Regions from separate parts of the Homo sapiens genome. Here regions 1, 2, 4 and 5 are each linked to region 3. A link is a contact called in ENCODE Hi-C or POLR2A ChIA-PET data. All regions are on one chromosome and are shown on one strand. Each heading gives the region's core, a stretch centred on a gene start or an enhancer-like site at or near the end of the contact. The rest is flanking DNA. Distances are from core to core; before and after follow the strand shown. Region 1 holds the start of FADD (Fas associated via death domain). Region 2 holds the start of PGM2L1 (phosphoglucomutase 2 like 1). Region 3 holds the start of INPPL1 (inositol polyphosphate phosphatase like 1). Region 4 holds the start of LIPT2-AS1 (LIPT2 antisense RNA 1). Region 5 holds the start of MYEOV (myeloma overexpressed).

Evidence for each region. A loop is a pair of places that touch in the nucleus more often than their neighbours do. ChIA-PET counts read pairs that join two places held with the same protein, here RNA polymerase II (POLR2A). Pooled maps may share reads with other maps.
Region 1: a loop to region 3 is called in a map with no recorded cell type, with 14 times the contacts of the local background. The contact joins the promoter of FADD here to the promoter of INPPL1 in region 3. A Hi-C loop is called at or near these places in 1 of 168 maps with a recorded cell type or tissue (sciatic nerve), 1 of 37 single-sample maps with no recorded cell type and 4 of 50 pooled maps.
Region 2: a loop to region 3 is called in a map of CD4-positive, alpha-beta memory T cell, with 18 times the contacts of the local background. The contact joins the promoter of PGM2L1 here to the promoter of INPPL1 in region 3. A Hi-C loop is called at or near these places in 1 of 168 maps with a recorded cell type or tissue (CD4-positive, alpha-beta memory T cell) and 8 of 50 pooled maps. POLR2A ChIA-PET finds 5 or more read pairs at or near these places in 1 of 52 experiments (activated CD4-positive, alpha-beta T cell).
Region 4: a map of B cell shows a loop between it and region 3 (21-fold over the local background). The contact joins the promoter of LIPT2-AS1 here to the promoter of INPPL1 in region 3. A Hi-C loop is called at or near these places in 2 of 168 maps with a recorded cell type or tissue (B cell and naive thymus-derived CD4-positive, alpha-beta T cell) and 8 of 50 pooled maps. POLR2A ChIA-PET finds 5 or more read pairs at or near these places in 1 of 52 experiments (A549).
Region 5: a map with no recorded cell type shows a loop between it and region 3 (17-fold over the local background). The contact joins the promoter of MYEOV here to the promoter of INPPL1 in region 3. A Hi-C loop is called at or near these places in 2 of 37 single-sample maps with no recorded cell type and 6 of 50 pooled maps. POLR2A ChIA-PET finds 5 or more read pairs at or near these places in 1 of 52 experiments (activated T-cell).

Annotation. Positions count from the first base shown.
Region 1 is chr11:70,200,614-70,204,937 of GRCh38, forward strand. It overlaps FADD (Fas associated via death domain), which reads left to right and starts at 2,683. Exons shown (of 2, transcript NM_003824.4): 1 at 2,683-3,132. The coding sequence starts at 2,847. RefSeq lists silencers at 3,093-3,172, 3,222-3,413.
Region 2 is chr11:74,396,348-74,400,843 of GRCh38, forward strand. It overlaps PGM2L1 (phosphoglucomutase 2 like 1), which reads right to left and starts at 2,086. Exons shown (of 14, transcript NM_173582.6): 1 at 1,704-2,086. The coding sequence starts at 1,814. It overlaps MIR548AL (microRNA 548al), which reads left to right and starts at 2,890; the gene lies at 2,890-2,986. RefSeq lists enhancers at 1-236, 237-736, 1,828-2,449, 2,181-2,550, 2,450-3,070.
Region 3 is chr11:72,223,517-72,228,445 of GRCh38, forward strand. INPPL1 (inositol polyphosphate phosphatase like 1) reads left to right here and starts at 1,251. Exons shown (of 28, transcript NM_001567.4): 1 at 1,251-1,650; 2 at 4,674-4,737; 3 at 4,832-4,929. The coding sequence starts at 1,469. RefSeq lists silencers at 207-606, 1,157-1,516, 1,527-1,736 and an enhancer at 3,142-3,501.
Region 4 is chr11:74,492,025-74,496,607 of GRCh38, forward strand. LIPT2-AS1 (LIPT2 antisense RNA 1) reads left to right here and starts at 1,356. Exons shown (of 2, transcript NR_171028.1): 1 at 1,356-1,949. LIPT2 (lipoyl(octanoyl) transferase 2) reads right to left here and starts at 1,700. Exons shown (of 2, transcript NM_001144869.3): 1 at 1,214-1,700; 2 at 1-340. The coding sequence starts at 1,679. The coding sequence ends at 111. RefSeq lists silencers at 1,466-1,575, 1,686-1,935.
Region 5 is chr11:69,290,896-69,295,404 of GRCh38, forward strand. It overlaps MYEOV (myeloma overexpressed), which reads left to right and starts at 3,260. Exons shown (of 3, transcript NM_001293291.2): 1 at 3,260-3,681; 2 at 4,338-4,509. The coding sequence starts at 4,460. RefSeq lists an enhancer at 1,831-2,382.

The DNA of each region.
Region 1 (4,324 bases), core at 1,433-3,932, 2.0 Mb before region 3:
GGCAAGTTAGCCGGATGTGGTGACACATGCCTGTGATCCCAGCTACTCGGGAGGCTGAGGCACGAGAATCTCCTGAACCCAGGAGGCAGAGGTTGCAGTGAGCCAAGATCGTGCCACTGCACTCCAGTCTGGGGCAACACAGTGAGACCCCATCTCAAAAAAAAAATGTAACTCAAGACCAGACACGGTGGTCACACCTGAAATTCCAGCACTTTGAGAGGCTGAGGCTAGTGGATCACTTGAGCCCAGGAGCTCAAGACCAGCCTGGGGAATATGGCAAAATCCTGTTTCTACAAAAAAAAAAAAAAAAAATGAAAATTAGCCAGGGGTGGTGGTATGTACCTGTAATCCCAACTACTCAGGAGGCTGAAATGGGAGGATCGCTTGAGCCCAGGAGGCTGCAGTGAGCTATGACTGTGCCACTGCACTCTAGCCTGGGTGACAAAGCAAGACCCTGTCTCAATAAATAAATAAACAAAATAAAACTGTAACTCAGTGTTCATAGCAGCATTATTCACAACAGCCAAAAAGTGGAAGCAAAGGCAATGTCCATCCTCCGATGAATGGATAGACACACTGTGGCACCCAAACACCCAGACAGTGGAATAGTATGCATCCATAAAAAGGAAGGAGGCTGGGCACAGTGGCTCACGCCTGTAATCCCAACACTTTGGGAGGGTGAGGCAAGAGGATCACTTGAGGCCAGGAGTTTGAGACCAGGCTGGCCAACATGGCAAAGCCCTGTCTCTACTAAAAATACAAAAATTAGCCTGGCATAGTGGCACACACCTACAATCCCAGCTAGTCAGGAGGCTAAGGCACAAGAAACGAGAGTCGCTTGAGCCCGGGAGGCAGAGGCTGCAATGAGCCGAGATTGTGCCACTGCACTCCAGCCTGGACAAAAGAGTGACACTCTGTCTCAAAGAAAAAAAAGGAATGAAGTACTCATATGTTCTACATCATGGATGAACCTTGAAAATGATGCTGAAAACAGCCAGACACAAAATGCCACATACTGTATGGTTCTGTACACATGGAATGTCCAGAATTGGCAAATCCATAGATTTTAAAAAGTAGATTCGGCAGGGCACAGTGGCTCACGCCTGTAATCCCAGCACTTTGGGAGGCTGAGGCTCACTTGAGGTCAGGAGTTCAAGACCAGCCTGGCCAACATGGTGAAACCCTGTCTCTACTAAAATACAAAAATTAGCTAGGCATGGTGGCAGGCACCTGTAATCCCAGCTACTCAGGAGACTGAAGCAGGAGAATTGTTTGAACCCGGGAGGTAAAGGTTGCAGTGAGCCCAGATCGCACCACTGCACTCCAGCCTGGCCATAGAGCGAGACTCTGTCTCAAAACAGCAAAAAAAAAAAAAAAAAGAAAGAAAGAAAAAAAAAGTAGATTCGTGGTTGGTGGGGGAGGGGAGGAGTACATGCTAATGGGTTTCTTCTTGGGGTGATGAAAATGTCCTAAAGTTAGACAGCAGTAAGGGTTGCACAACCTTGTGACTACACTAAAAACCACTGAAGTATAACTTTAAAAGGGTGAATTGAATGGTATGTGAATTATATCTCAAGAAAACAAACTCAGCTGGCATCAGCCCCTGCCCCACCCTGTGGTAAAGCTGGGTCCTTGTTGGCTGGTGAGGGCTCTCCTAATCTGCACCCCCTCCTCACCTCCAGACCCACGGCATTGCTGCTCCTGGAACCCCAGCCGTCCCCTGTGCTCTGCTCTTCTGTTCTCCGTGTGCCCAGCTCTTCCCCCCACACCTAGGTACCCGGCCCCTCCCAGCCTTCACCTGCGCCTTTACAGAGGCCCCATCAGACCACCGGGCCCCCCACCCTCCACACGCCCACCCCGTGAAGAGACTCCCTTTCCCCTGGCTCTTCTGAATTTCTGGCATACTATACGATTTCCTTATTTTTCCTTATTTTTATTTTTTAATAGAGACGGGGTCTCACTATGTTACCCAGGCTGGTCTCGAACCCCTTGTCTCAATCAATCCTGCCTCAGCCTCCCAAAGTGCGGGCATTGCAGGCTGAGCCACCACGGCCGCCACGACCTTCTCTTCTGGAGCGTGTCGCTTTTGTAATTATGATGTAAACTCCGGGCACGCGGGGACCCTCGCGCTTCGCTCACTAATTTGTCCCCAGACCCTACTACCTGGCACAGTAGGCGCTCAATACTGTTGATTGAATAAACGACTGCTACTTTGGAAATCATGTATTATTTAAATCACATGTTTAAACGCACATAAACTTCTGAGTAGTGTTTTCTGCACACACAAGATGTCTCCAGGGGCACCAAAGAATGCATTTTCCACGTTTGTCCCTAAACGTTAATGCATAAGTAACCTTGGTCACCAACAGATGTGAGGGCACGTGACGTTCGGGCTGCGCCCTCCCCGCCCCGGCCCTGCACACAGTAGGGCCGCACCGCGCTTTGCAAACAGGTGGACTCGGCAGAGGCGCGACCGCCCTCACCGCAGAGAGCTGGGCCACCTGCAGGCTCTCAGGACACCCAAGGCCCCACCTCCCACCCGGAAAAGAGACGATACGCCGGGCGCAGGCGCAGAAGCCGCGCCCGTCCGCGGCGCCGCCAGCCAGGGCGGAAACGGCTGCGGCTTCGCTAGGGACGCATGCGCGGGTCCCTTAGTTTTCGCGAGATAACGGTCGAAAACGCGCTCTTGTCGATTTCCTGTAGTGAATCAGGCACCGGAGTGCAGGTTCGGGGGTGGAATCCTTGGGCCGCTGGGCAAGCGGCGAGACCTGGCCAGGGCCAGCGAGCCGAGGACAGAGGGCGCACGGAGGGCCGGGCCGCAGCCCCGGCCGCTTGCAGACCCCGCCATGGACCCGTTCCTGGTGCTGCTGCACTCGGTGTCGTCCAGCCTGTCGAGCAGCGAGCTGACCGAGCTCAAGTTCCTATGCCTCGGGCGCGTGGGCAAGCGCAAGCTGGAGCGCGTGCAGAGCGGCCTAGACCTCTTCTCCATGCTGCTGGAGCAGAACGACCTGGAGCCCGGGCACACCGAGCTCCTGCGCGAGCTGCTCGCCTCCCTGCGGCGCCACGACCTGCTGCGGCGCGTCGACGACTTCGAGGCGGGGGCGGCGGCCGGGGCCGCGCCTGGGGAAGAAGGTGGGCGCGGGGCCGGGCCGGGGGAGCCAGGGCCTGGTCGCCCGGCTGTAGGTGCTGCGAGGCTCCTCCGGTTGGCCTCCAGGCGCCTCCCCTTTGCCGGGTTTGATTTGCGTGGGTTTTCTCCGTACAGCCCTGGTTTTGCAGATGGGAGAGCCAGAAACGCAGAAAAGTTAACTTATTCGAGGTTGCAGGGCGTGGACACGCACAGTCCTTTTTCCTCCACCCACTTCTGCCCGGGTAAATTAGAAAACTCACTGAAGAAAAGATGAGTCAGAGAAGGTGTGGGGGAGGGGCAGAGGTTGGGTGAGCCTGCCTCGCATCATTTCCTTTCTGTCTCGGAATATGCTTTTCACGGCTGTCTGAGAGTAATACTAGCATTCAGTAACTCCTACCCAGGGGCTTACAGTGTGCCGCTTACCCTTGTAACTGCCAAATACAATTTTCGCAGTAGCCCTGTGGCTTAGATACTGTTAGCTATCACTGTTCCCATTTTACAGAGGACAGGACTGTGGCTCACAGGTTAAGTGGCTTTGTCGAAATGCGCAGCCGATAACTGACGGAGCTAGGCTTGAGCCAAGCAGTCCGGCCTCCGGATGGGTAGTGTTAGCCACTACACTGCCTCTCTGGTCAAGTTCATTGTGGAGTGGCTTCCTGTCCTGCTCTCGGTCACTCCCTCTCCACCCTCGCCTGTGGATTGCAGCAGCTTCCAGGATAAAAAAGAAACCCTGAGTACAGCAGAGTTTCTCAGCCCTACCCCCCTTGTTCTCAGAGTCGGGAGAGGCTTGGGAGTGCTCTGGGGACGCCTCTCAGAGGCTTCAAGCTGTAGCTTGGAATCAGCCATTCAGTCACCAATCAGATAGGGCCTAAATGTGTCACCATGGGTTTCACTCTGTAAAGACTGGTGCCTGTTGGGGACAGGATGGACAGAACAGCTCTCTGCCTGAGAGCAGTCAAGTCCAGATTTTAAAAAAAATCAGTACTGAACAAACAAAACAGGACGTAGAAAAATCGGGTTTTATGGATATTTAATGTCTGGAAAAACACTGATAAATTGCATTTTAAAGGCGGTCTACGAAACATAGCTGACATTTGAGATGTATGTGTGCTTGGTTTTATTTATATCGTCATGTAGTTACTGTGTGCTGGGAAAAGTACACCAGAAGGTGAGCGGTGGGTATGGACAGGTTGGTAG
Region 2 (4,496 bases), core at 836-3,335, 2.2 Mb after region 3:
TGCTACTCCAAGTGTGGTCCACAGACCAGCAGCATTAGTATCACCTGAAAATTCATTCTTTTTTTTTCTTTTCTTTTCTTTTTTTGAGACGGAGTCTCGCTCTGTCGCCCAGGCTGGAGTGCAGTGGCGCGATCTCCGCTCACTGCAAGCTCCGCCTCCCGGGTTCAAGCCATTCTCCTGCCTCAGCCTCCCGAATAGCTGGGGCTACAGGCGCCCGCCACCGCGCCCGGCTAATTTTTTGTATTTTTAGTAGAGACGGGGTTTCACCATGTTAGCCAGGATGGTCTCGATCTCCTGACCTCGTGATCCACCCGCCTCGGCCTCCCAAAGTGCTGGAATTACAGGCCTGAGCCACGGCGCCCGGCCGGAAATTCATTCTTAGGCAGAATCCAAGGCCCCACCCCAGGCCTCCTGAATCAGAATTTGTATTTCAAGATCCCCAGGTGATCTATAAGCACATTAAGGTTTGAGAAGCATTAGTTTAGACTGTAGAGGAAGAATTATTCGTCCAATATACATATGACCAATTAACACCAAATACCTCATTGTAGTTGCTTATTTGTTGGTCTTCCTCATCTGCTAACTGAGGCTTGTTGAGGGCAGGAACCCTTTCTATTTTCCTCACAAGTATTTCCTGGGTCTAACAAGACCTAAAACACGCACTCAGCATTCAATATTTTTTTGCTGAATGAATGAATGAATAAAGTAAAAACAAAACTTTCAGAAAGTGAAGCCTTAAGGAAATTCATTTGTACAACATAATGTCACATACTACCATACAAATTCCTTAATTCAGTGTCATTAATTCCATTTTAAATGTGCTGCCTTCTCTACTTCAACAAAGGTATTTTACGCACTTGACAAAGCAAAAGCTTGGATTATCTTCCTCTGTTGGAGCTACCAGGGACCTCTTTTACAAGTAAGATAGCTGCATTTTAATTCTGATTGTCACAAATTCATCCCAAATGCCCGCACGAGGTTTAATTACCACCACAACTTGGAGGTGGGGGCGGAGGGTGGGTGGGGAGGTGTTGGTAGAGAAGTAATGGTTAAGGCAAAAACAATCCTGTATTAAGAGTACCACATGAAACCTGGAAAACACGATTCCTTGAACAGATTAATTCCAGAAAATAGCTGCCAGCAGGAGAAAGAAGAGGTAAGCGCCTTGCCTTTCCCAACAGCAAAAGGTGATACTAGACAATACCAGGGAGTGATAAAAGGCCAGCAACTACCTAGCGACAGAAGGAGGAAACACACCAGACCAGAACTAAAGCGGATAGCGGTTAGAAACGCCCAGTAAGGGTGCCAGAAACCACTTTCAGGTATGTGGAGAAGGAAGTCAAGGGAGAAAAAGGGAAAGGAAATCGTTGTTTAGGGTATAACTTACAATGATGATGATTTTTTTTTTTTTTTTTTTGAAGAAAGAGGGAAGACAGCACTTGAAAGGAAAGAGGGTAAAGAAGAGGAAGGGAGGTTACAATTGAGAGCACTGCAGAAGGAAGCGATGCAGATGTTGCCGCCCGGCTCTGGCAGTCCGAAGGAGCAACCCCACGCATAGGTGGGTGGCAACGCCCTGCTCCGCTGCCCCCCGCTCGGTGTCCCGAGCCATCTCCTCTGCAGCCCGCGGGGCGCTGGGTGGGCACAGGAAAGAGCAGACTGTGTGGGGGAGGCGACGGCGTTTGCCGGGCTGACCAGGTACCCACCTTATCCCAGCGGAGCCACTGCCCGATGGCCGTGTCCAGCTGAGGGTCCCCGGTGTGGTAGGGGGCGTGGAGCAGGTTGGAGTTCAGATCCCCCTCTGTGTTTTCAGCCATGGCGACCAGACAGGCGTACGGGCCGGGGGCCGGCGAAGACACTGAGTTGGGGTGGGGGGTGGCTTGGGGTTCGCTCACCAGGGTCCAGGCGTCCCCACCTCACTGAAGGGCATCGGAGACCAACCGCAGGGTGTTCGTAACAGCTCCTGCCGCGGCGTCAGGGAACCGGGAGAGAGGGGGTTTATGGCCGCCTGCTCCCCAGCGGACCAGGTCCGGGTCTCTGGGCGAAGTGACTGAGGCGGTCGCGCCGCGAGAGAACAACAGTCCCAGATGTCTGGGTCCTGGCTCCGCCGCCGCCGCCGCCGCCCGCCCCGCCTACGGCCCCGCCCCGCGCCTTAGGCCCCGCCCCTTCCCGCCCTTGCTGATTTAAGTCCCCGAAGTTCTAGACTGGAGCCCGGGAGCGCGCTCCCCACGCCTCCGAAGTAGTGGGGGTTTACAGCCCGTCCGGGTGGTGAGGCAATAGTGCACGGTTCTTTTTATTTTTTAATTTGCCAAGGGTCTCCTTTCCTCGATCTGCTCTCACGGCTACCACTAGCAAGCTGCCTTTGCGCTTGCCCTGCAGGTCCCCAGCGCGCGCGCAGGCCCCCAGTTTCTCTTGGGGGCACGCGCCGGTTGGGGGAGGAGGGGCAGTGCGAGCTGTCCGCGCACTGCCTCACGGGAGTTGTAGTTCTTTCCTTTGTCTGAGCTCAGCGGAGACCGCCGCCGAGACTACGACTCCCAGCAGCTCCGCGTTCCCCCTTTCCTCAAAAGAAAAAGATCTACCTCGAGGTAGTTCCCTACAGACACGCCCTATCCCTATTAGTTATGCTGCGCTGTGTGGCCCTGGCATTAAATTAAACAAGGAATGACATAGTAAGGGGACAAAGTGGTATCCGTTTAGTGCTGTGCAGTTTACGAATCGCGTTCTATCGCCTCAATCCCTCAGTAAGGTACAGGGGCGTAGTCCTTTTCCGTTTCACACACAAAGAAGAAACTGACTCCCTGAGACACCTCTCCTAAGAGGCCGAGTTCGTGAGCGGTCAAACTAGGGTTCCAATCTCATTTCAGATCCCCTCAGCTGGCAGTTATTTTATTAGGTCGGTGCAAAAGTAATTGCTGTTTTTGCCATTAAAAATAATGGCATTAAAAGTAATGGCAAAAACGGCAATGACTTTTGTACCAATCTAATATCTCTGCTGCTATAGTAAACTAGGAGGTAGGGAGAACAAGATTACTGGAAAATAGATAAGGAAGTTGTTGAGGGAAGATGGTCGGCATTTAACCTAAATATAAGAATGTATAAGCATCACAAGATACCAAGAGCAATGGTAATGGGAATACGGAGGAAAAGGAAATTGGTTCACCCAAATTGAAATAGTCTTCCGTTACTTCTTAGCCGTCTCTCCTATGGAAAGCTCACCTAAGTTGAGGTCTGGGAAATGCTGAGAAGTGCTGACCTGTCAGCCACCTAGCTACTCCTCCGTTTCTTGGTTTGGCCTTCTTAGAATGGCTATGATTTTGGGCAAGTACATTACAACTCTTTCCCTAGTCAGCTTTTTTGTAAGGAAGGTATGATAATATTTACATCATGGCTGTACAGTAACTTAATAAATGGCATTAGGCTGCTTTGAGGTTCACAGATAAAAGACATATTAAGTTCAAAGTATTACTTTATTTCCTTTAAAGTGCCATTTACCATAATAAAATTCAAACTACCAAGGTACAAAAGGATTGTGGTACCAGTTTCTGAAAAACGTGCCATAGTTGGGAGTTGCAGTTTTTGCTAACGATTGTTTCTTTTGTGGAGTCAGCAGGACTCTTGTTCTTTTAATCACACAAGGCCTGGGCAACAGTCACGTGTCCTGGAGAGAAATTCATCTTCCACTACCATCACCATTATTATCCATGATACATATTAAACATTTACTCTCTGCTAAGCATTATGGTAGGAGCTGAGGCTACAAGAATCTATATAATTGTTCACTTCGAGAAGTAACATCTGAGGAGACAGGATATATGTAAGAAAAGAAAGCCCATGATAAATAGCAAGTGCTGCCAACAACTGTTAATGAATTTACATCTGAGGTGGTCAATGAAAAAAGCATCAAGCAGGAGGGACCTGCACTGGGCTTTCAGAAACAAAATAAACAAGTTGAGAATAAGATAGAGGATATTTCAAACCCATAGATCAGTGGTTCTCATATCTCCCTAGGAGTTTGTTTAAATTAATATTCCTGGACACTGCCTCCAGAGATTCTGAATCAATACATTGGCATAGGGCCTAGGTACCTGCATATTTGAAATATCTATTGACTGTCACAATTCAAAGTGTGATTAGGAGGACAACTGTGCTGATGTCCTCTGGAAGCTTATTAAGAAATACAAAATTTCATACCCCAGTCCAGTTCTGCTGCATCAGAACCTACATTTTAACAAGATCTAATGATGAGTTATATTTAAATTTGTTAAACAGTGTTTTTTATAAGACAATTCTTATTCAGTTCATTTCTGAGAAACACTACCAAATCAACAGAGCTTTCAAGACATGGAAAAAAAGAGTCAACTAACCTTCACTTTTATCAGCAAGATCATAGCAGACATTTACTGCTTACCAGAAATCTTGCCCAGCGGATTAGATTTATTGTTTGGATGTTGGAGGGTAACCAAGGAGACCCAGAACCCATCAAATCCAACAGCAGTGTC
Region 3 (4,929 bases), core at 1-2,500:
CGGGGGCGAGTGCTAATAATACCCGTTCGTTCCGCAGCCGCGCTTTACAGTTTACACAGCTGTCACCTTCGTTTCTCCTTAATTAATAATAAAAATAGCCGCCGTTCGGGAGCGCGGGCTGGGCGCCAGGCCCGGTGCCGAGCGCGGTACGAGCTCGGCCCCCAGAGCCGGCCCTCGCCACAGGATCCCCATTTTCCAGAGCGGGAAGCCGACGCTCAACCCCGCGCCGCGACTTGCCCGAGGTCACCCAGTGGGCCAGCGGCTCCGGGACCGAGGCGCGGGGCGGGGTGAGGCGAGGCGCGGTGCTGCCCCCGGCTCCCCGGGGCGGCGCGGGGCGGGGCGGGCGGCGCGGAGGGCGGGGGCGCGCGCGGATGGCCATCTTAAGTGGCCGCCTGGAGCCCAGGGCCGCTGTCCGGGGAAGGGGGCGCCGGAGCAGCCCGGGAGGTGGGGGTCTGCGTGCGGCGGCCGGGATCCCGGGAGGGAACTTTCTACTAGACGGGCCAGGGATCCTCCTGGCTTCGGACTGCTGAACCCCCTCAAGGCCCGGCCTGCGGGTGTGGGGGGTGGTGCTGGGGAACTTGGCCGAGAGGGGGAAGGGCTCTGCGGGGCTGGGAGGGGCTGCGTGAGAGGCTCGAGAACGTCGCACCTCGTCTGGGCCCCCCGCCAGAGTAAGAATCTTCAGAAGCCTGGTTAGCCAGGGAATCTCCCCGCAGGCTTTGCCGGGGGACGGTTCCCGTGGAGTTGGGGGTTCAGATCTAAGAGGGGGCTGCATTTCGCAGGAGTTGGGGGCCCCGCCCGCTTGGGTGGAGGGAAGAGGATGGGTAGGGGGTGGTCCTGGATCCTTCGCAGGTTTGGGGAACTCGATGCAGCCAAGCTGTAAGGGGGACGAGAGGAAGAGCCATGGAGTGGAATCAGACCTTTATGGGGCTTAGGGGTCATATCATTGGGAGAACTGAGAAGCGCTGAATTCTCCAGGGGGTGCCTGGATCCCGAAGTGTCGGGGCCAGGATGGGGGGACTCGGATTTCGATGGGGATTTGGGGACTGGATCTCCTCGGGTGAATGATGGGGGCAGGATCATTGTGGGGTCTGGGAGGTCCCGGGCCCTTCGGGAAGGTGGGGGCACCGTCCCCGCAGGAGGAGCTGGGGGCAGGGGCGGCCCGGGCTGCGGGCCGAGCGGAGGGGGAGGGGGCGGCAGCCGGCCCTGCGCTCCGCTCCTGCCCCTCCCCCGCCGCCTCTGAACAAACTTTTCTTTCTCTTCAAGTTGAGGCCGGCGCTGCAGGCAGCGGCGGCTGCGCGGTGAACGAGGCGGCCTGCGCGGCGGAGTGCTGAGTCCCGATCCCCGGCTCTGTCCGGCCCACGGATCCTCAAGCCCGGGCCCCGGGCCCGGCCCCAGCCTCAGCCCTGAGCGTCTCGGGGCGGATGGCGCGGGGCGGCGGGGGCGGGCGGTGCTGAGCCCTGCGCGGGCCATGGCCTCGGCCTGCGGGGCGCCGGGCCCGGGGGGCGCCCTGGGCAGCCAGGCCCCCTCCTGGTACCACCGCGACCTGAGCCGGGCGGCCGCGGAGGAGCTGCTGGCCCGGGCGGGCCGCGATGGCAGCTTCCTGGTCCGAGACAGCGAGAGCGTGGCGGGGGCCTTCGCGCTCTGCGTCCTGTGAGTGGGGCGGGGGCTCCTTGCGGGCTGGCGTGGACCGGGAGCGCGGGCACGGCCGGGTGTGGAAAGGGCCCGGGTGAGGGTTTCTGGGGCGGTGGGACGCCAGACCCGCCTCCACCCCCCAGAGTGGGAGCCTTGGCTTTCTCCTGGGTCTGAGGAGGGACGCAGGGGCACTTCCTGCTGTGTGTCTGGGGGCACTTTCAGGAGCCTTGAGGGTAGAGAATATGGGGTTCTGTGGCCCAGTGTGACTGTGATGACGAAAAATTCGGGCATTCCCCGGCAGACCCCTTCAGGCATCCTCCAGGTAGAAGGGAGCAGGGGAGAGGATGTGCATTCCACGTTGTGTGCAGTCCCGTTTGGATAGGGACTGAGTGGTGAGCAGGAGAGGGAGTCGGGGCAGAGGGACTGACGGGGTGTGTGGGGATGCCTGGCAGCTTCCTTAGGGCCCCTTTCGGTGCTTTGGGGTTCTGCCTGGCCGTGTATGGGTGGTGGGGGCGGTGATGGGTGGTGTAGAGAGGAAGGCTTGGGGAAGCAGAGGCTGAGGCTGTATGGGACCTTGCCATTATTTCTGAACCAATGAGTGAGTGTTTGAGCCCTGGCTCTGGGCTTGAGCCCTGGTTACCTGGCTGCCCTAGCCCTGAGCTATGAGTGCTGAGTGAGAGCAGAGCCAGACTTGGTGCTTCTCTGAGTGGGCCAGGTCCTGTGGCTGTGCCTTTCAGCCCAGTGTGGTTGGTAGTGGTGCTGGGGTGAGTTAGCACTCTTGGTTTTGCAGCCTTCTAGCGGCTTTGTACCTCCTGCCCTGCAGTCTGACATTGAGTTGGCTTCTGTGGGCCCAGTGAGTGGGAATCTGTGGGGGCTGCTTTATTTAGATCAGTTATTTAGATCTTTATTTAGATCTTTCTTAGCTCTGTGAACCCCCTCCCAAACTCCTGTCCCACTGTACCTTCCTTACCCCTTTGTTCTCCTGACATCTTTGGTCGGGGCGCACATTAGCCTAGACCAGGGGAGACCTTTTTTTTTTTTTTTTTTTTTGAGAAAGAGTCTCGCTCTGTTGCCCAGGCTGGAGTGCAGTAGTGCAATCTCGGCTCACTGCAACCTCCGCCTCCTGGATTCAAGTGATTCTTCTGCCTCTGCCTCGCCAGTAGCTGGGATTACAGGCGCTCGCCACCAAGCCCAGCTAATTTTTGTATTTTTAGTAGAGATGGGGTTTCACCATATTGGCCAGGCTGGTCTTGAACTCCTGACCTCAAGTGATCCACCTGCCCCGGCCTCTCAAAGTGCTAGGATTACAGGTGGAGCCACCTCGCCCAGCTGGGGAGACATTTTTAATTGTCACAACTGGGATGGTGCTATTGACATCTAGTGGGTAGAAGCCGGGGATACTGCTAAACATTCTACAGTGCACAAGAGAGTCCCCCACAACAAAGAACTGTGCAATCCAAAATGTCAGTGGTATGGAGGTTGAAAAACTCTAGCCTAGGCAATTGACCCAACAAGGAAGGGGCCCTATAAGTCTTAGCTTAGGCCTCAAGTCTGAGGCCCAGTAGGGGGAGACTAAGGAGGGACAGACTAGGCAGATGAATATCCCCAAGTCCTGCTTCCCAGCCCCCTCTGAGGCATACCCCCTAATTAGGCTGGGGAGGGAGGCAGGTGCTGGGTCAGCTGTTGAGTGGGAGGGGGACAGCTGGGGCCTGTGTCTGGGTGAGGAACATTATTGTCCCAGGAGGGGGAGAATCCTGGCCTCATTGCCAAGGGAGGCTGTGAATGGGGTGAGGGGTCTGTCTGTGAGTGGGGGCTTCAGGTTTGCCAGCTGACTCTGGCTCTTCCCCGCATCTCAAGAGCCTGGGGGTAAGGATCAGACGTGGGCGATCAGACGTGGGCAATATCTTAGATTTGCCAAATACACACATACTTGCTTACCTGTATACATTCCGGGTGTTCATGGATAACATGCAAGACACGCCCCTGCCCCAGCAGGCACAGGCAATCTGACCAGCAAGCTAGGATACTGGCCCTGGCTTCTGCCATGGTTTAAAATCCCAACTCCACCTTTTACTTACTCTGTGGCCTTAGGAAAATCACTTTTATTCTTTGAGCCTGTTTCCTCAGCTGGAGAATGGGGATAATAATATCTGTTTAGAAGTGTGAGAATTAAGTAAGATTTATAGGACACTGGGTACCCAGCGTGTCACAGATAGGATTCAGTTAATGGTATGCTATTGTAATAAACACAGATAGTGTTTGTAATAGTCTACAAAGGAACACCTGGTGACAGACACTCACCCAGCATAAGCAGCCAGGAGAGTCACCTAGGGTGACTCCTGGGTGACTCCTTGGGGAAGCATGCCCTGAGGTGCGGAGGCAGAGGATCTTCCATCCCCCGCTGATTGTGCACCTGGCTCAGCTGCCACCTGCTCAACTGCGGCTCCTGTCTGTCAGCACCCCTCTTGCCCCTCCTTGGCTTGGGGCTCCTAGAGGCCCAGGTCTCCCATGGGGGCCCTCTTTGGTGGGAAGGCCTAGGGTGATGCCCCCACACTCCTCGGCACAAGTGCCCTAGACATACCCGACTCCAGCAGAGCCAGAGAGCAGCATAAACACAGGAGGCATACACACGTGTTAGCACGTTGCCCGTGTGTGCAAATGGGCTAACCAGGCTTCTGAAGACTCTTACTCTGGCGGGGAGCCCAGACTGGTACCACAGCCCAGAGGGGCTGTTTAGACAGCTGTGGAGGCCACAAAAGAGCTCCCTGTTGCTTCTCAGGCCCTGCCCTGTGGTGGGTGTGGAGTCTGTGTAGGTCTGGTGGGGAGACGGGGGTGTTCTGGTCATTCCTGCCCAATAGGCAACACCAGGAGGGTGGAAGTGGACCGGCCACATCATTAACCCTGTGCAGCCTGGGCAGGTGGTTTTAGGGAAACCAAGCTGAGGGGGTTGGGGTGCTGAGCTTGCTGGCAGGAGGAAGGGGTGCTTTGGGTCTTAGACCCCAGCCTGGGGGTGACAGATTCTGGCCCTGCCTTGGCATCAGGTATCAGAAGCATGTGCACACGTATCGCATTCTGCCTGATGGAGAAGATTTCTTGGCTGTGCAGGTAGGAGCTTGGGCCCCTGACCCCTGACCTTGATCCAGCCTAGGGCTTGGGGACCTGCTGGCTGACCCTTCCTCCCACCCTTGCTGGCCCACAGACCTCGCAGGGTGTGCCTGTGCGCCGCTTCCAGACCCTGGGTGAGCTCATCGGCCTGTACGCCCAGCCCAACCAGGGCCTTGTGTGCGCCCTGCTTCT
Region 4 (4,583 bases), core at 106-2,605, 2.3 Mb after region 3:
TCATGATCAGTGAATGACAGGCCAGGTCTAAAATCTGGGTTTCAGTAGGTGACTCAAGTCAGACTTCATGCTTCCCAAGGCAGGAGCATCCTGGCTGTTATGAGTACTCTTCAGTTGGGGCTGTCCTCTGAGATCAGTGTGCACTTGTAGATCTCCTTAAAGGCCACAAGGAAAGGTGGCATTACTTCTTCCACGGTGACGTGCCTCTGGAGCTCCTTACTCAAGGAAGTGACGCCTGTCCCAACCAGTCCACAGGGCACGATGTGCTCAAACCACGTGAGGTCGGTAGAGCAGTTGAGAGCCAGGCCGTGGGATGTGATGTGCCTTCCACAGCGGACTCCTGCAAGGCAAGCCAAAGGGTCTTAGAGTAGATACCCTCCACTCTCCGGGCTTTGGTGTCCCTCTCAGGGCGATGAGAAAACTGGATTAGATCACCGGTTTTCAAATTTTGTTTCTGGAGAAACAAGGGATTGTACTCAGATGGGAAAAGGAAACAAATGAAAGGAAGGGGTGCGTGGCTTCAAGCAGCTGCACTCATCATGAGGATTCCAGGAAATGTCTTTTAACAGATTCCAATACTTAAAAAAAAAAAAGCTTGGGGACAGGCGCAGTGGCTCACGCCTGTAATCCCAGCATTTTGGGAGGCCGAGGCGGGCGGATCACGAGGTCAGGAGATCGTGACCATCCTGGCTAACACGGTGAAACCCCATCTCTACTAAAAATACAAAAAATTAGCCGGGCTGGTGGTGGGCGCCTGTAGCCCCAGCTACTCTGGAGGCTGAGGCAGGAGAATGGCGTGAACCCGGGAGGCGGAGCTTGCAGTGGGCCGAGATTGCGCCACTGCACTCCAGCCTGGGTGACAAAGCGAGACTCTGTCTCAAAAAAAAAAAAAAAAAAAAGTTTGAAAATTAGCACCCTTATTTGCCATGACATTGTCATTCGCAGGACGTAACCTGGCAATTCACTTCTCTTGTCTCTCCCTTAACAGAAATGCGTGTTGGACTAGATGTGAGGAGCCTTCTGCTTCTGAATATACGATATCTGAAAAGGGGCTTAAAAACTCAAACGCAGCGGGTAGCTGTGATTCAAAACCCGCGCTAGATACGCCTCCTCCCGGCCCTCACCTCCGTTGGTCCAGCCCCGTCAGACCCCGCCCCCAGGCCTCAAGCTCCGACCTCGGCTCTCAGGTACCGCCCTGCTCCGCGGCGCTCACCGATCGCGCAGATCTTGCGATCGTCTAGCCAGACGCCAGTGTAGGGCGGGGGCCGCGCGCGGGCGTCCTGCAGGCCCTGGAGCTCGCACAGGCGCACGGCGCACGCCTCCAGCGACGCTACGTGCATGCGCAAGCGCAGGCCGAGACGCCGCAGGTCGAGTACCGGGTGGCAAAGCAGCTGGCCCGGGCCGTGGAAGGTGGCCAGGCCACCGCGGCCTGTGACGCGCACCTCGGCGCCCAAGGCCCGTAGCCGCGCAGTTTCCTCGGGCGTCAGGCCGCCGCGCAGCCCGGCCGTATACACGGGCCCCGCGGGCTCGCAGAGCAGGAGCGCGCCCGCCTCAGTCCCCGACGGGGCCTCAATGCCTGGCTCGGCCTGCAGCCGCCGCAGCCAGCGGTCCTGCAGCCCCAGTAGCTCGGCGTACGGCACCCGACCCAGGCGCACCAACCGAACGGCGGGTTGCCGCATCGTGCCCACCGTTGCGTCCGCGGGGCCCCGCCCTCTCCGTGGGCCTGGGGGCGTGGCCTGAGGGGCGGGGACTCGGGGGCACACCCCGAGCCGCAGCTCCCAGGTGCGTGTTAAAAGCTGGAGGGGGGATATGTGATCCCAGGACCAAAAGCGCGGGGCCAGACTCATCGGTTCATTCAACAACCAGTATTTAGTGCCTGCTGTGTTCTGCAGGCCCTGCCATAGGCGCTTGATACAGCGGTGCATAGCGTATGAGAAAGATCTGTCCTGGTAAGCTTACATTCTTACAGCAGACGATAAGTATTTTAAGTGTTAAGTAAATAAGGTTATTTCACGTATAAGGTGTTAAATGCTATGAAAAGAAAAATAAAACAGGGTAACGTGGTGTGTCCTGTGTTGAGCCCCTGGGGGACGCAAGAGGGAGATTAGCTTGCCTACAAGGTTATTGGTGGAGGTAGGGAGAACTTAAAGATCAGCACCTGTAAGAAAGTGAAGGAAGCAGGAATTTGTAGGCAGAGGAAGAAGTTGGCCTGCAAAACAGTTGCAGCAGAGGCCTTGACCAATCCCAAGGCATGCTTGGAGCCTAGGATGACCCTTCAGAGTAGTTCCACATTAAAGCAAGGGGGCCAGAAACTCTTATCCTTGCATTGACCAGTCATGGATACAGGCTACACCTGGGGAGGAGCTGTGATTTTTTTTTTTTTTTTTTTTTTGGCAAGACTGCTTCCCTCGGTGGAGGGCGGCCCCCAGAGAAGGACTCAGTTGTGTATCATCAGTAACCAACTCCAGAAGCTGAGGGAATGACTGTCTAGGCCCTGAGGGGGTGTCTGGACCACAACATCAGCTATGTTGCAGTTAGAGTATCATTTAAACAAGTCTGAATTCAATGAATTTTTACTGAGGACTTTTCAGACACCATAGGTGTCTGAAAAACATTTCATAAACATAGACATAAAGATCCTAAGCAAATATTAGCAAATCAAATCCAGCAATTTATAAAAGGATTAATACATCATGATGAAGTAGGGTTTATCCCGGGAATGCAAGGTTGGTTTTGCATTCTGAAATCAAACAATGTAATTTACCTTAAAAGAGAAAAGCCTTCATTGGAAGAAATAATAAAAATTTTTTTTAAAGAAAAGCTATGATTATGTTAAAAAATACAGATAAATCTATTGGCAAAAATAAACACCTCTTCTGACCAAAATACTTAGCAATCTAGGAATAGAAGAGAAATTTTCCAGTCTGATGAAGGGTTCAAATTATCAATCAGGGTTTGGACAAGAGAAATCACATATGTACTATTTTAATTAAATGTTTTATTTGAGAAAATTGGACACTCATATGCAGTTGTAAGGAATAATATGGACAGATTATATGTACCCTTTACCCAGCTTCCCCCAATGGAAACACCTTGCAAAACTGTAGTACAATATCACAACCAGGATACTGACATTGATAAAGTCAAGATGCAGAACATTTTCATCACCACAAGGATCCCTCATGTTGCTCTTTGTAGTTACACTGCTTCTTAATTCCTGGCAAACGTCTGTGTTGTATAGATGGAATCATACAGAGTGCAACCTTTTAGAATTTTTTTTTCACTCAGCATAATTATCTGGAGACTCATCCAAGTTGTTGCATGTATCAATAGCGCGTTTCTTTTTATTGATGAGTAGTAGTCCATAGTATGAATGTACCACAGTTTGTTTAGCCATTCACTCACTGAAGAACACCTGGGTTGTTTCCAGTTTTCAGATATTCTGAGTAAAGGTACTGTAAACATTTGTGTACAGGTTTTTGTGTGAACTAAGTTTTCATCTCTCCGGAATAAATGCCCAGGAGTGCAGTTGCTGGGTTGCATGGTAGTTACATGTTTCGTTTTTTAAGAAACTGCCAAAATGCTTTCCAGAGCGGCTGTACCATTTTACATACCCACCACCAGTGTATGAATGATCAAGTTTGTCTGCATCCTCATGAGCATTAGCTTTTATTTTAGCCATTCTAATAGGTGTGTGGTGGTGTCTTATTGTGATTTTAATTTGTATTTCCCTATTGACTAATGATGTAAGACATCTTTTCATGTGCTTATCTTCCATGTGTATATTCCCTTCAGTGAAATGTCTGTTCATGTCTTTTGCCCATTTTCTAATTAATTGTTTTTCGTACTGTTGAGTTTTGAGATATCTTTATATATTCTAGATATTAGCCCTTTGTCAAATATGTGCTTTGTAAACAGTTTCTCACAGTGTATGGCTTGTATTTTCATCCTCTTAACCGTATCTTTTGCAGAGCAAAAGTTTGTCATTGTGATAAGGTCCAATTTATCCACTTTTCCTTTTATTGATGCTTTTGGTTTAATAACTCTTTGCCCAGCCCTAGATCCTGAAGACATTCTACTGCCTATTTTTTTAAAGATTTTTTATTTTACATTTAAGTCTATGATACATTTTGAGTTAATTTTTTATTTATTATTATTATACTTTAAGTTTTAGGGTACATGTGCACAATGTGCAGGTTAGTTACATATGTATACATGTGCCATGCTGGTGTGCTGCACCCATTAACTCGTCATTTAGCATTAGGTATATCTCCTAATGCTATCCCTCCCCCCCCCCACAAAATTGACAAATGGGATCTAGTTAAACTAAAGAGCTTCTGCACAGCAAAAGAAACTACCATCAGAGTGAACAGGCAACCTACAAAATGGGAGTTAATTTTTAAAATAGGTGTAAAACTTTGGTTGTTGTTGCGGTTGTTCTTTTTTGTTTGTTTGCATATACATGTTACATTACGCCAACACCATTTGTTCAAAAGGCTATGTTTCCTCCATTGAATTGCTTTTATGCCTTTGTCAAAACCAGTTGGACATATTCGTGTGATCCTATTTCCAGTTTCTGTATT
Region 5 (4,509 bases), core at 2,010-4,509, 2.9 Mb before region 3:
CCAGTTGCTCACAGGCAGAAGGGTCAGGGCCAAGCCTGATCCCTCAGAGCAGGAGAGTTGGGCATGGAGTTGTGGCAGGTGGAACATCATATGCCCACGCCATTGGAGCTGTGGTCCCTCCTTGGCAGTGCTCTGAGGGAAACTGGCATCCCTGTGCCCCTCCCTTTAGAGTCTTTGGCTTCCTCATTGTGTCTTACTGCGAAAGAGCAGTCAGACTGATATGGATGATGGGAGGAGCTGCCCTTTGGCTCAGAGGAGGAGTGTCAGAGAAGGGGTCACAAAGACAGCTCTGTAGGCTGAGCCAAAAGCAGTATAGGGTAATGTTAGGAGCAGGTCTTGGTGCAACTGCCTGGGTGCCCCTAGGTTCCACTGCTAACTTGCTATGTGACTGAGCCACTGTACACTTTAGTTTCCTCCTCTGTAAAATGGGGATAACAGTAGTCCTAGCCATAAAGTTGTCATGAGGATTAAATGAAATAGTGTGGGAAAACTACTGACATGTGGTGCATGTTCAGTACAAGTTATCCTCACCATTATCATCATCACCACCATCATCATCATCATCACCAGCATCATCATCATTACCGTCATCACCATTACCATCATCACCATCATCATCATTACCATCATCACCATCATCACCATCACCATCACCATCATTATCACCACCATCATCACCATCACCATCATCATCACCACCATCATCACCATCATCACCAACATTATCATCAGACCACCATCATCACCATCATTACCACCACCATCATCATCATTATCATCTTCACCATCATGATCACCATCATCATAACCACCATCATCACCATCATCACCACCACCATCATCACCATTATCATCCTCACCATGTTCACCATCATCATCATCACTATCACCACCACCACCATCATCACCATTATCATCCTCACCATCATCACCACCATCATCACCACTTTCATCACCATCACCGTCATCACCATCATTATCACCACCATCATCACCATCACCGTCATCACCATCATCACCACCATCATCATCACCATTATCATCCTTACCATCATCACCATCACCATCACCACCATCATCACCATTATCATCACCATCATCAACGCCATCATTATCACCATCATCACTATCATCACCATCACCATCACCATCACCAACTCATCATGATTTAACAGGTGGGCTGGCAATCTGAATGTTGAAGACAGAGGGAGAAAATCAACCTGGGGCAGTCAGATTTCTACAGTCCTCCCCAGCAGGACCCAGGTGGGCTACTGGGAGTCCCAGAAGCAGATATCAGCCCAAAAGATGAGCTTTGATAATTAGAGTGAGGCTATGGTGAGACTGAGTGACACTGCGGGGTGCCAAAATAATCTAGGGTTGTTGGAATGCTGACAGCAGACAAAAGTAAGATAAGGTATCTCCTGACACCACCTCCTTCCATCTGCTCTCAGACGGGGCTCTTTGGAGAGGATCTGCCAGGAAGAACTGAGGTCTTATGCCACCTCCACCTCTACGTAACCTCAAACAGGCGTCATCTTGTCTCCTGGCCTCAGTTTCCTCATCTGTAAAACGGGGACACATCAGGATCTGCCCTCAGCAAGTTGCTGAGTGCCTGCCCTGAGCAGCCGGTAGGTGGCGCTGATGGGCTGGTGGTTGGGTTGGGGGAGGCTCGCATAGGGTCTCTGGAGGTCCCAGTAGGGCACTGGGGAGACCTCCCCTGATTCCCTGGAGGCAGAGCAGAGCTCTTGTCTTTGCAGGAGCTGCAGATTCTGCCTTGGGTATCTTAGAAGCTTTGTACAGGCATCTCCAGCTCAGTGGGAACCAAATGCCATCCTATCTCCCCACCTCACTGGTGTCACCATCTTCCTGGGAGCTGTCTGGATAACCCTCTCCCTGGCCCTCACCTTTAATTTGTCCCTGAGTCCCATCAGGGTCACCCTCCATCCCACTGCCATCTTCCTGGGAGCTGTCTGGATAACCCTCTCCCTGGCCCTCACCTTTAATTTGTCCCTGAGTCCTATCAATCAGGGTCACCCTCCATCCCACCACCATCTCCCACCTGAGTGAGAATGGGAACCTCCTCTCCCACTCCCTCCAATTCCCCTCCACTACAGCTGGGGGAGGCTTCTAAAATGCCAAATATAGCCCAGTTTCTGCAACTTGCAGGGTCCCCAGCCCTCGGGAGAAAGTCCAAACCCCTGACAAAGCCTGTGAAGCCCCCTGAGGCCCTGTGGGTCTGGGGCTAGCTCTGGGCTGCAGCCCTGTCTCTGGTCATAGTCCAGCATCCACCACGGTCCAGGTGCACTGAGCTGCCGGCCCTCTCTCCCCTCCGCTGGCTCCTTCCTCCTGACTGCCCGTCTTTCCCTGGCCTCTCTATGCTTCCCGCTGGCATTGACGACAGTGTCCTGGAGAGCTGGGCAGGGAGGGCTGCCTTGGGTTCCTACTGTGTGCTCCACCTAGTGCTGGTCTTGGCCCTTAGCAAGTGCTCAGTACACCCGTGTGGAATTGGGCGGTGAGGGTAAAGGGAGGAGGAGGGAAGGGCCAAGAGCTCCCTGTGCTCAATGAAGAGAGGGACTTGAGCAAGTACTCATTTTTAGTACTTCCCAAGATGTGTACAAGAGGCCTGGGGCCAGCAGAACTCCTTGCCCCTGCCCATCCCCCTCCAGTCTATGGGGTCCACCCCCAGCTGCCCAGCTGTGAGGCCTCCATGGCTCAGCTCCTCATCTATTAAGTGAGGACAGCAGTCGTCCCCCTCACAGCGAGGCCACGTGGGTTACATAACTTTTTCTTAGGGTGCCTGGCCTGCAAGAAACCCCTAAGAATGTTCTATATTCCTAGGCCCACTGTTATTCTTAATATTACCCAGGAAAGGGTGGTGAAGCGAGTAAATAAATGAATAGGTGAATGAATAAATGAATGAATGAATGGCACCCTAGCCCCACTGTCTTCTGGGTGGCTTCAGGATCCTTGAGGAGGTTGGCCGTGTAGGTTCCCCTCAGGTAGGACCTAGGTGAGCTGGGGAGTCTTAACTCACCCAGGGCAGGCCTTAAGGTTGGGCACACCCATGTGTGGGCTCTGCCCTGGCCTTAACCGAGAGAGGGAAATGTTGACGGGGAAGAAAGCCCTGCCCACCAGGCAGCCCCACCCACCTGGGCTAGCCCCACTCACAAGCAGCCCCACCCACCTGGGTTAGTCCCACCCACCAGGCAGCTCCGCCTACCTTGGCTATCCCCCTCTGAGTTCTTGCCTTGATTCTCCTGTTACTGTCCCGCGAACCCACATCCCTACAAAGCAGGAAAGTATGCTTGGGAGAGGCCAAGTGAGTGGGGAATCAGCCCAAAGCCAGGCGTCCAGGGTCTCCCTCACCTGAAGCTGACTTTTTCCCCACCTTGGACAGAGGGCGGGAGATGCCATCCCCACTGAACCCAGTGCTTTCACCAGCCATATTAGCTCCCACTCACCCCCCGTCGTGGAAGCCTCGGCCGTCACACCTGCAGGGCCGGGGCGTGCATGGCCTCAGGGATGGCCTGTTCAGCTGCTGGGTGACTCGGGTCCAGGTGCCTCACCACCTGCTGAGCTCTGTGTGATTTCTGGACACTTCTGCTCGTTGCCTTTGGGCTCAGTGAAGAGTCTGGAGTTTATCTGGAGTGAGGTGGCCGGTTCTTGGTGGGATCTGAGCAGGTAAGAAGCAGGGTCTTTCTTATGTTTTAAGGAAAGCCCTGTGGCTGCTGGGTGGGGGACCAGCTGGAGGGGCAGGAGGGCAGCAGGTGACTCATTACAAGGCTGGGGCCATCATCCTGTGAGAGCTGGGCATGACCAGTGCAGGTCAGTGGGGTTGAGGGTACAGACCAGTGGGACCCACAGACGGCTCGGGAGTGACCAAGCCTCTGCTGAGCTGCCCAGGTCCCCTCTGGTGGACACCTCCTACCCGGAGCCCCCCAAGGTGGTGCCAAAGCTAGACCACCATACAGCCAGAGGCCTCCAGGCCCTACCCACGACAGCCCAGCTGGCTTCTGCCCAGCCACCGTCACACACAGAGGGCAGCCGTCCCCATGGTCCCTAGAGGCGGTTGAGGACCACTGTGCCTGGAGTCATCTGTGGCTATAAACCAGGAGGAGAAGGCTGCCCACCCCCTGCCCCAGAGATGGGGAGGCTGGGGCCACCCGGTGGATTTGGGCAGGTCCCAGCTTCCAGGATCATGAGGTGAAAACGTGAAGGGACCCTAGAGGCCATGGGGACCCAGGCACAGAGCGGCGGCCTCTCATCCTCCCCATGGTCAAGGAGGTCAGTGCCTTCCCGGGGTGGATTACGGATGGTAGTATCTTCCTTCTCCTCAGAGTCCATTCAGGAGCAGGAAAGTTCATCTCAGACCCTAAATCCAGCCACGTCATGCCACGCTTAACACCTCTAACAACTTCCCCTGGCACTTAGGACAGCGTCTGGCTCCTTCCCTCGGCTCATGGCCCTCAGAATCTGCGTCACATACACCCCAGCTCTCCCGATAGGTCT